Regions from separate parts of the Homo sapiens genome. Here region 1 is linked to region 2. Evidence: chromatin contacts called from ENCODE Hi-C data. All regions are on one chromosome and are shown on one strand. Each heading gives the region's core, a stretch centred on a gene start or an enhancer-like site at or near the end of the contact. The rest is flanking DNA. Distances are from core to core; before and after follow the strand shown.

Region 1 (3,594 bases), core at 970-3,469, 400 kb after region 2:
AATGAAAGTTTCCACAGTCAGACACAAATTGAATAAGATGCACAAGCCTCTTGCATAGTTAAGATTCTCTAAGGTAAAATGGTCTGCACATGGGTGCGATTTCTAGGACTTTAGCATAGGAGCTCTTCCTCTGAACACATCCCAAACTGCTGGGAACATTGTGACTCAAACCATCAGCCCAAAACAGACTGTGGATAACCTGGGACCTAACCCAGAGGAGGAAAAGAGAGAAAGCTATTATTCTTAAAGAGTATCTGTATCTATATCTATATATGCTTGTATAGTTGCAAAGTGAATGGGGGGAATCGAGTCATCTATTTGGACAGTTTAGGACTGTAAAAAATATCCTGCCATTCAGCAGGGTATGTTTTTTATTGCCATTCTCCATCAGTGGCTCCAAGCCTTCTTCTTGGGGCTGAAATGATTTCGGGGATTGCCTAGATCCTCCAGTCATGAACAAGGGCGGGCTGGGGTGAGCCTGAGCGTCTGCAGACCTTGTGGTACAAAAGTAGTTACAGCTGAGCTGCCCCATGTTAAGCCCTGAGACTCCTTAATTGTTGTCACAAGATGTTGGATTAGCACATTTCTGGAATAGCTGTCTGTTTACACTCCAGAGACCCACCGTCCACTAACCGCTTTCTAATTGAATTCTAATCACATTCAAATAGCTCAATAACCAGCCTCAGCTGCAATTCATAAAACTTTAATTGCCATCCATAAATCCTGGGCTCCCCAGAGCCGGGCATCCCTACAACCCAATTACACTTCTCTAGCAGGCAAGAGAGACTGTCACAGAGATGGAGAGGGGAAGACAGAGGATGGAAAGATAGAGCCGTGCCTCTAGCTAGTGCTCTCCTGGATTTGGGCACCTTGTTCTCTCAGGTGGAGGGAGTCCTGTCTCTAAGTTTCTTAGCACCATCATGAACTCAGGATTGAAGTTAGCTGCTCTGGAAAAAGGATCAGACTTCTAACTATTGCCCAACCACATGGCCCCAGCCCGCTTTTCTGCAGGGGGAAATGAAGAGAGAAAATGGCCACCTCTGCTGCCTTGCCTTCTCCGAAGATAAATAGTCCCAATAGTTTGGCAGCCACCCTCTCTCGGGCAGTAAGGGGTGTGCAAGACTTCCATGGACCAGAGAGAGTTCCCTTACAAAGCCACTTCTGCCAATCAGAGGCAAGATTCCCTGGATGGCTGAATCCTCTTCATCCTTTTTAGGTTCTTAAGATGCAGAGGAAAGAGTGCTTCCTGGTTAGCCTTGCTAAGCTGCCCATGATTGGTAAAAATGAGGGACAGGAAATCCTCAGACCCAGAGCGAAGGTCTATCTAATCCCTGCTGCGTCTTTAGGAGGGCTTGGTGTTTGAGGTCCTCCCTCCAAAATCTTCAGGATGGAGTTTGTAGGATTGCCCTGGAATGCCATGGTGTTACTACTTGGAGAAAGAAAAGGGTGACTCTTCAACATCTCTCTCTCTCTGCGGAAGTGGGAGGTGCCGATCAGAAAGGGAAACAAGGAAGGGTCGTTGGTCTGAGTGGCCCCAGGAGGGCCCCAAGTACAAAGACACTTCAGACCTTGTCGAACATCAGCATGAAAAGCTTGACGGTTTCTTAGCTGGGAGGCCTCACAGTTCTGCGCCGGACAGTCCTGAACTAACCACCTGAATGACCTCTGCCAAGTCCAAAAGCTGTGGACAGGGGTAGGTGTAACCGTGGCCAGAGCTGCGCTCAGGGACTGGACGACTGCCAGTCCGTCGCCCGCACAATCCTGCTCCAAACCGCAGGCCTCACACTTCACCGCGCCGCAGCCACCCCTACCACAGAGGAGCTGGAAACACTGAGCATTCCTATTAAATAAGCCTCCAAGTCCCCACCTGGTACGCTTTGCGGTGGGGCGTGGGGAAGAGTTGGGCTGCGGCCAGGGTAGCGAGAGGGGGTGGGATGGAGGATGCAGCGCTGTGATTTCTCAGTAAAGCGTGGAGAAAGAGGGGGAGGAGGCCGGCCTCCCCGGGAAATTAACAAAACCTACACTTTGCAAAGTCTCCCCCATCCCCCTCCCCCGAGTTCTTCCCCGCCGCGCGCCCGCCCCTCCTCGCGGCTTCTGTTGTGACTCGGGCAGCCTATCCCGAGGGTGCGGAGCTGCCGAGGAGCCTGAGCCGAGCGGTACTCCGCAGCATCACGTGCCAGGGTGGGGGGCTATAAAATACCCGAGCCGGGGCGCCGGGCGGGGGACGTGAGGACCAGCCCTCTCCGGGGACCCCTTTGTTCCCAGCCCAGACGCCAACACCTCTGCGTCCCCAAGGGCTTGACTGCCCGTGTCTGCGCGGCTCCCAGGGCAGAGCTTAGAACACTAGAGGAGAGGGGTCGCCGCGAACTGCCGGGGCTTCCAGCCACCCACCCCTCTCGACATGTCGCGCTCCTTCTATGTCGACTCGCTCATCATCAAGGACACCTCACGGCCTGCGCCCTCGCTGCCTGAACCGCACCCCGGGCCGGATTTCTTCATCCCGCTTGGCATGCCGCCCCCATTGGTGATGTCCGTGTCCGGCCCCGGCTGCCCGTCCCGCAAGAGCGGCGCGTTCTGCGTGTGCCCTCTCTGCGTCACTTCGCACCTGCACTCCTCTCGGGGGTCTGTGGGCGCCGGCAGCGGGGGCGCAGGGGCCGGGGTTACCGGGGCCGGAGGCAGTGGGGTGGCAGGGGCCGCAGGGGCACTGCCTCTGCTTAAGGGCCAGTTCTCTTCGGCTCCTGGGGACGCGCAGTTTTGCCCGCGGGTGAACCATGCGCATCATCACCACCACCCGCCGCAGCACCACCATCACCATCATCAGCCCCAGCAGCCTGGCTCGGCCGCGGCGGCGGCAGCAGCAGCAGCGGCGGCGGCGGCCGCGGCGGCCTTGGGGCACCCGCAGCACCACGCACCTGTCTGCACCGCCACCACCTACAACGTGGCGGACCCGCGGAGATTCCACTGCCTCACCATGGGTAGGGCGGGGTCTTGGGGCACCTGCGCTCCGCGCCTTTCGCGCTCCTGGAGCAAACTTTCCACCTCCAGTGGAGGAAGTGGGAGCCCGGGGACAGGGTGAAGAGAGAGGACGGGCTTTTAGTGTAACCGTAGAGTCAGCCACAGAAGTTCCACGAAAGTGGAAGTTAGTTTGCCAGCTTCTCCACTCAGCCTGGTGCGTTTTACTCCTAGTAGTAGGTGCTCGAGTATTGCCTTATTAATACTGGGGCCTTAGGGACCTCGAACGTCACGGCGGATAAACCAGAGGTTAACTGCTTGGGATTTGGGGTGGGTGTGTTTGAACCTGTGTGGCATCCCCGCGTCGGGGCGGCTAAAGCGTCTTGACGTTTTTGGCTAAGCCTGCGCGCTTCTCCGCTTGGCTCAAAGGGAGGCGATCAGATAGTGCAAGCCCCCATCCCTCTTTAATCCTGTGACTTCGCATCCTGCGCATCGAAGACCTTTATTTGCTTTGCACGTCTCTTTTCTTCCCCGCTAAGCAACCACGTGCCTTGAAATGGGAAAGGGATACAGATGTTCGGCTGGGCTTCCCCGGGTGGGTCCCTGAAATGCGTCCTGGTTAGCACATGGGGTGGGAGCACC
Region 2 (3,421 bases), core at 276-2,775:
CAAAATGCCGCCAGTCTTTTTGCTAAAACATAGCAAAAGTCGCCTTTGCTCCAGTTCCCAACAAGTTCCCCATCTCCATCTGAGACCACCTCAGCCTGGACCTTATTGTTCATATCACTATTAGCATTTTTGTCAAAGCCATTCAACAGGTCTCTAGGAAGTTCCAAACTTTCCCACGTTTTCCTGTCTTCTTCTGAGGCCTCCAAACTGTTCCAAACTCTGCCTGTTACCCAGTTCCAAAGTCGCTTCCACATTTTCAGCTATCTTTTCAGCAACGCCCCACTGTACTGATACCAACTGACTGTATTAGTCTGTTTTCACGCTGCTGATAAAGACATACCTGACACTGGGAAGGAAAAGAGGTTTAATTGGACTTACAGTTCCACATGGCTGGGGAGGCCTCAGAAACATGGCGGGAGGCAAAAGGCACTTCTCACATGGCAGTGGCAAGAGAAAAATGAGGAAGAAGCAAAGGCGGAAACCCCTGAAAAACCCATCAGATCTCATGTGACTTACTCACTATTACGAGACTAGCATGGGAAAGACCAGCCCCCATGATTCAATTACCTCCCCCTGGGTCCCTCCCGTGACACATGGGAATTCTGGGAGATACAATTCAAGTTGAGATTTGGATGGGGACACAGCCAAACCATATCACTGGGGGAGGAAGGCACCGTGGTAGTGCTATGGACCGAATCATGTCCCCTCCATATTCGTATGCTGAGGCCTTGAGCCCCAATGTGAATATATTTGGAGATGAGTCCTTTCTGGAAGTAATTAAGGTTAAATGAGGTCATAAGGTTAGGGCCCTGATCTGATAGAATTTATGTCCTTTTAAGAATAGACACCAGAGCGCTTGCTCCAGGTGCACAAAGTAGTGGCCATGTGAGCATACACTGAGAAAGCAGCCATCTGCAAGCCAGGAAGAGGGCCCTTACCAGCCATTCTAGTCCCCTGATCTTGGACATCCAGCTTCCAAAACTGTGAGAAACCGATTTTTGTTATTGAAATCGCTTAGCCTTTGGTATTTTGTTCTGGCACCCTGGCAGACTAATATAAGTAGGGGTAAGCAGGTTATTAACCAGAAAGAGACACAAAGGAGCTTTTCACATAAGGGCGATGGATATATTCTGTATCTTGATCAGGGTAGTAGTTACGTGGGTGGATACATAGGTGAACAAGTTTATCAAACTGTCAGTTTCAGATTTCTACATTCTTGTGCATATAAATTTTCCTAAACTTGAAAAAGGCCGTCTTATCCCCATCTTTCCCAATGGAATCTGTGTTTCAAAAAGATAACAATATAGTGTTCATGCCTTCAAACAGGCCTGGTAGAAAGGAAATTAACATACATTATTTATCTCGTATATATGTATGTTTCTGCCTGTAATAAATAATGGGGATTGAGCACTTAGCACAAGAGTAAGCAACTGCCAAATGCAGCTCTGGGTTCAGACCTGTATGGGGCAGACCTGAGAGCCAGGCCCCTTTCCCTACCATACTGAAACTGACAGCAAAGCCGCTCAGCTAAGGGGATGTGCAGAAAGGACGCCCTGGGGTCTCCTGAGGCTGCAGGGCGGCCGGGGAGCCCTGGGGTCAGGAGGGCAACTTTCTGGGGCACAGTGCTCGAGTCACCTCTCCGAGGAACGGCTCTGCCTGCACTGCTTCTTGTACTTTGTTTACCCGCCCCTAGGAAAAGAGCTGTGAAGATGATCGTAGGGAGCAAGCAGTGAGGCGGCAAATGGCTCTGAGAGGAGCCACGCAGACAGCTGGGCAGCCGTGCCAAGAACAACAGGAAGCTCGCGGCCCCACCCCTGCTCGCTGCAGCCCTGGCCTGGAGACCCAGGGTTATTTGCTTTGAAGGGCCCTCTGCAGATGTTACATAAACAAAACCTCCATTGACTCCAGTTCTGAGCCTGGCCTAAAATAGCCCGCGGGCTTCCCCCTACCACTGTGCAGTTTCGCCGCCATCCCTTTTGGTCCCCTTGTGTGCTAGCTGCTTCCCTCCATTGACCACATGTGCAGACAACTCTCGCCAGTGTCCCTAAGAGGCCAGTTCCCTGGGGAACAAAAAGTGGGGCTCGTTTGCCTTCCCTGGCAGGTCAGACACAAAGCATCCCTGTAAGACCTTTGATGGCTACTGGCCAAGGGACACGTTTCCCCTCCCCAGGGAGGCAGGAAGCTGGGCTGAGGCACAGTGGGGTTTGGTCAGCAGCCAGCACAAGAGGGACTGTGCTTTCTCTCTGTGTCTGTGTCTCTTTCTGTGTGTGTCTGCGTCTCTCTCTCTCTCTGTCTCTTTCTCTCTCTTTCCTAAGGGCAAGCTCTCCAGGTAAGGGCACGAGTTCTTCGTCAGCGTCTCTATTTTCACTTGATGTAACGACTGAACACTCTACTCTTGACTCTTCCTCCAAGCTCCTATAAAATTCCCTGACCCCATTTGCACTTCAGCTCCTTCATTCTGCAGAAAACCATTCCTTCGTGAACATCTGGAGAATCACAGATCCGTGCCACAGCACGGGGTCACTCTGGGCCTTGCCACTCAACATGGGTCCCTGGAAGCTATTATCATCTTTTCCCTTTGACCTCCTGCACTTCTCCAGGATCTTAACTCATAAAATAAAACCAAAAACAACACCAGCAATAAAAACATATTTATGTCAAATACTTACTATGTGCCTGATACAAGGCTAAGCATTTTATGTGTTTTATTTTATTTCATATTGAACAGTCTTATGAGATTGGTACAATAATTATCTCCAGCTGACAGAAGGACAAACTGCAGTTTGGAAAAATTATAGAACTTGTACAAGATGTGACAGAGGTGGAACAGTCAGACTTGTATTCAGTGTCTCAACCACTGCATTGCATGTCCGGGGAAAAAGAGGGCAGGACTCACAACTCCTCCTTTCCATGGTCTTTCTTCTATTCAAAGGCCATGCTATTGTATCCATGGTCAATGTCATTAAACATATCACTGATCAATTAATTATCCAATCAGTATTTAAGGACTATGTTTTCTGGGCAAGTTGCTATTTGAGTCTATACCAGACCAAAAAAACAAAAACGTATGATGTATACTATGTGAATATCTAGCTCCTACTGTATCAACAGTTGTACTTCGGTTGTGAGAGGGCTTTGTGTTTCTCTGGGCTGAAGATCCTCAAACCAGATGGCCATCCTGGAACTAGAAGTTCTTCTTTAATTTAATTTTTTTTTAATTTCAACTTTTATTTGAGATACCAGAGGTATATGTGCAGGTTCGTTATGTGGGAATATTGCATGAGGCTGAGGTTTGGAGTATGGATCCTGTCACTTATGTAGTGAGCATAGTACCCGATAAATAGTTAATTGCTGCCCCCCATCCCCCACTGTCTAGTAGTCCACAGTATCCATTGTTCCCATATTTATGTCCATGTGTGCT

The links. Hi-C counts contacts between places; a loop is a spot of excess contacts on that map. Pooled maps may share reads with other maps.
Region 1: a map with no recorded cell type shows a loop between it and region 2 (3-fold over the local background). The contact joins the promoter of GSX2 here to the enhancer-like site in region 2. A Hi-C loop is called at or near these places in 12 of 37 single-sample maps with no recorded cell type and 3 of 50 pooled maps.

The regions. Positions count from the first base shown.
Region 1 is chr4:54,097,944-54,101,537 of GRCh38, forward strand. It overlaps GSX2 (GS homeobox 2), which reads left to right and starts at 2,220. Exons shown (of 2, transcript NM_133267.3): 1 at 2,220-2,975. The coding sequence starts at 2,402. RefSeq lists enhancers at 2,064-2,854, 2,855-3,594.
Region 2 is chr4:53,700,991-53,704,411 of GRCh38, forward strand. The region is part of intron 1 of LOC100506444 (a long non-coding RNA gene); the gene reads left to right. Among named protein-coding and RNA genes, the nearest start is that of LNX1-AS2, 110 kb to the left of the region's middle. RefSeq lists an enhancer at 1,561-1,680. Within about 2 kb of position 1,526, at least 31 of the 41 ENCODE cell types and tissues checked have a DNase peak (open chromatin) inside an H3K27ac peak, as active enhancers do.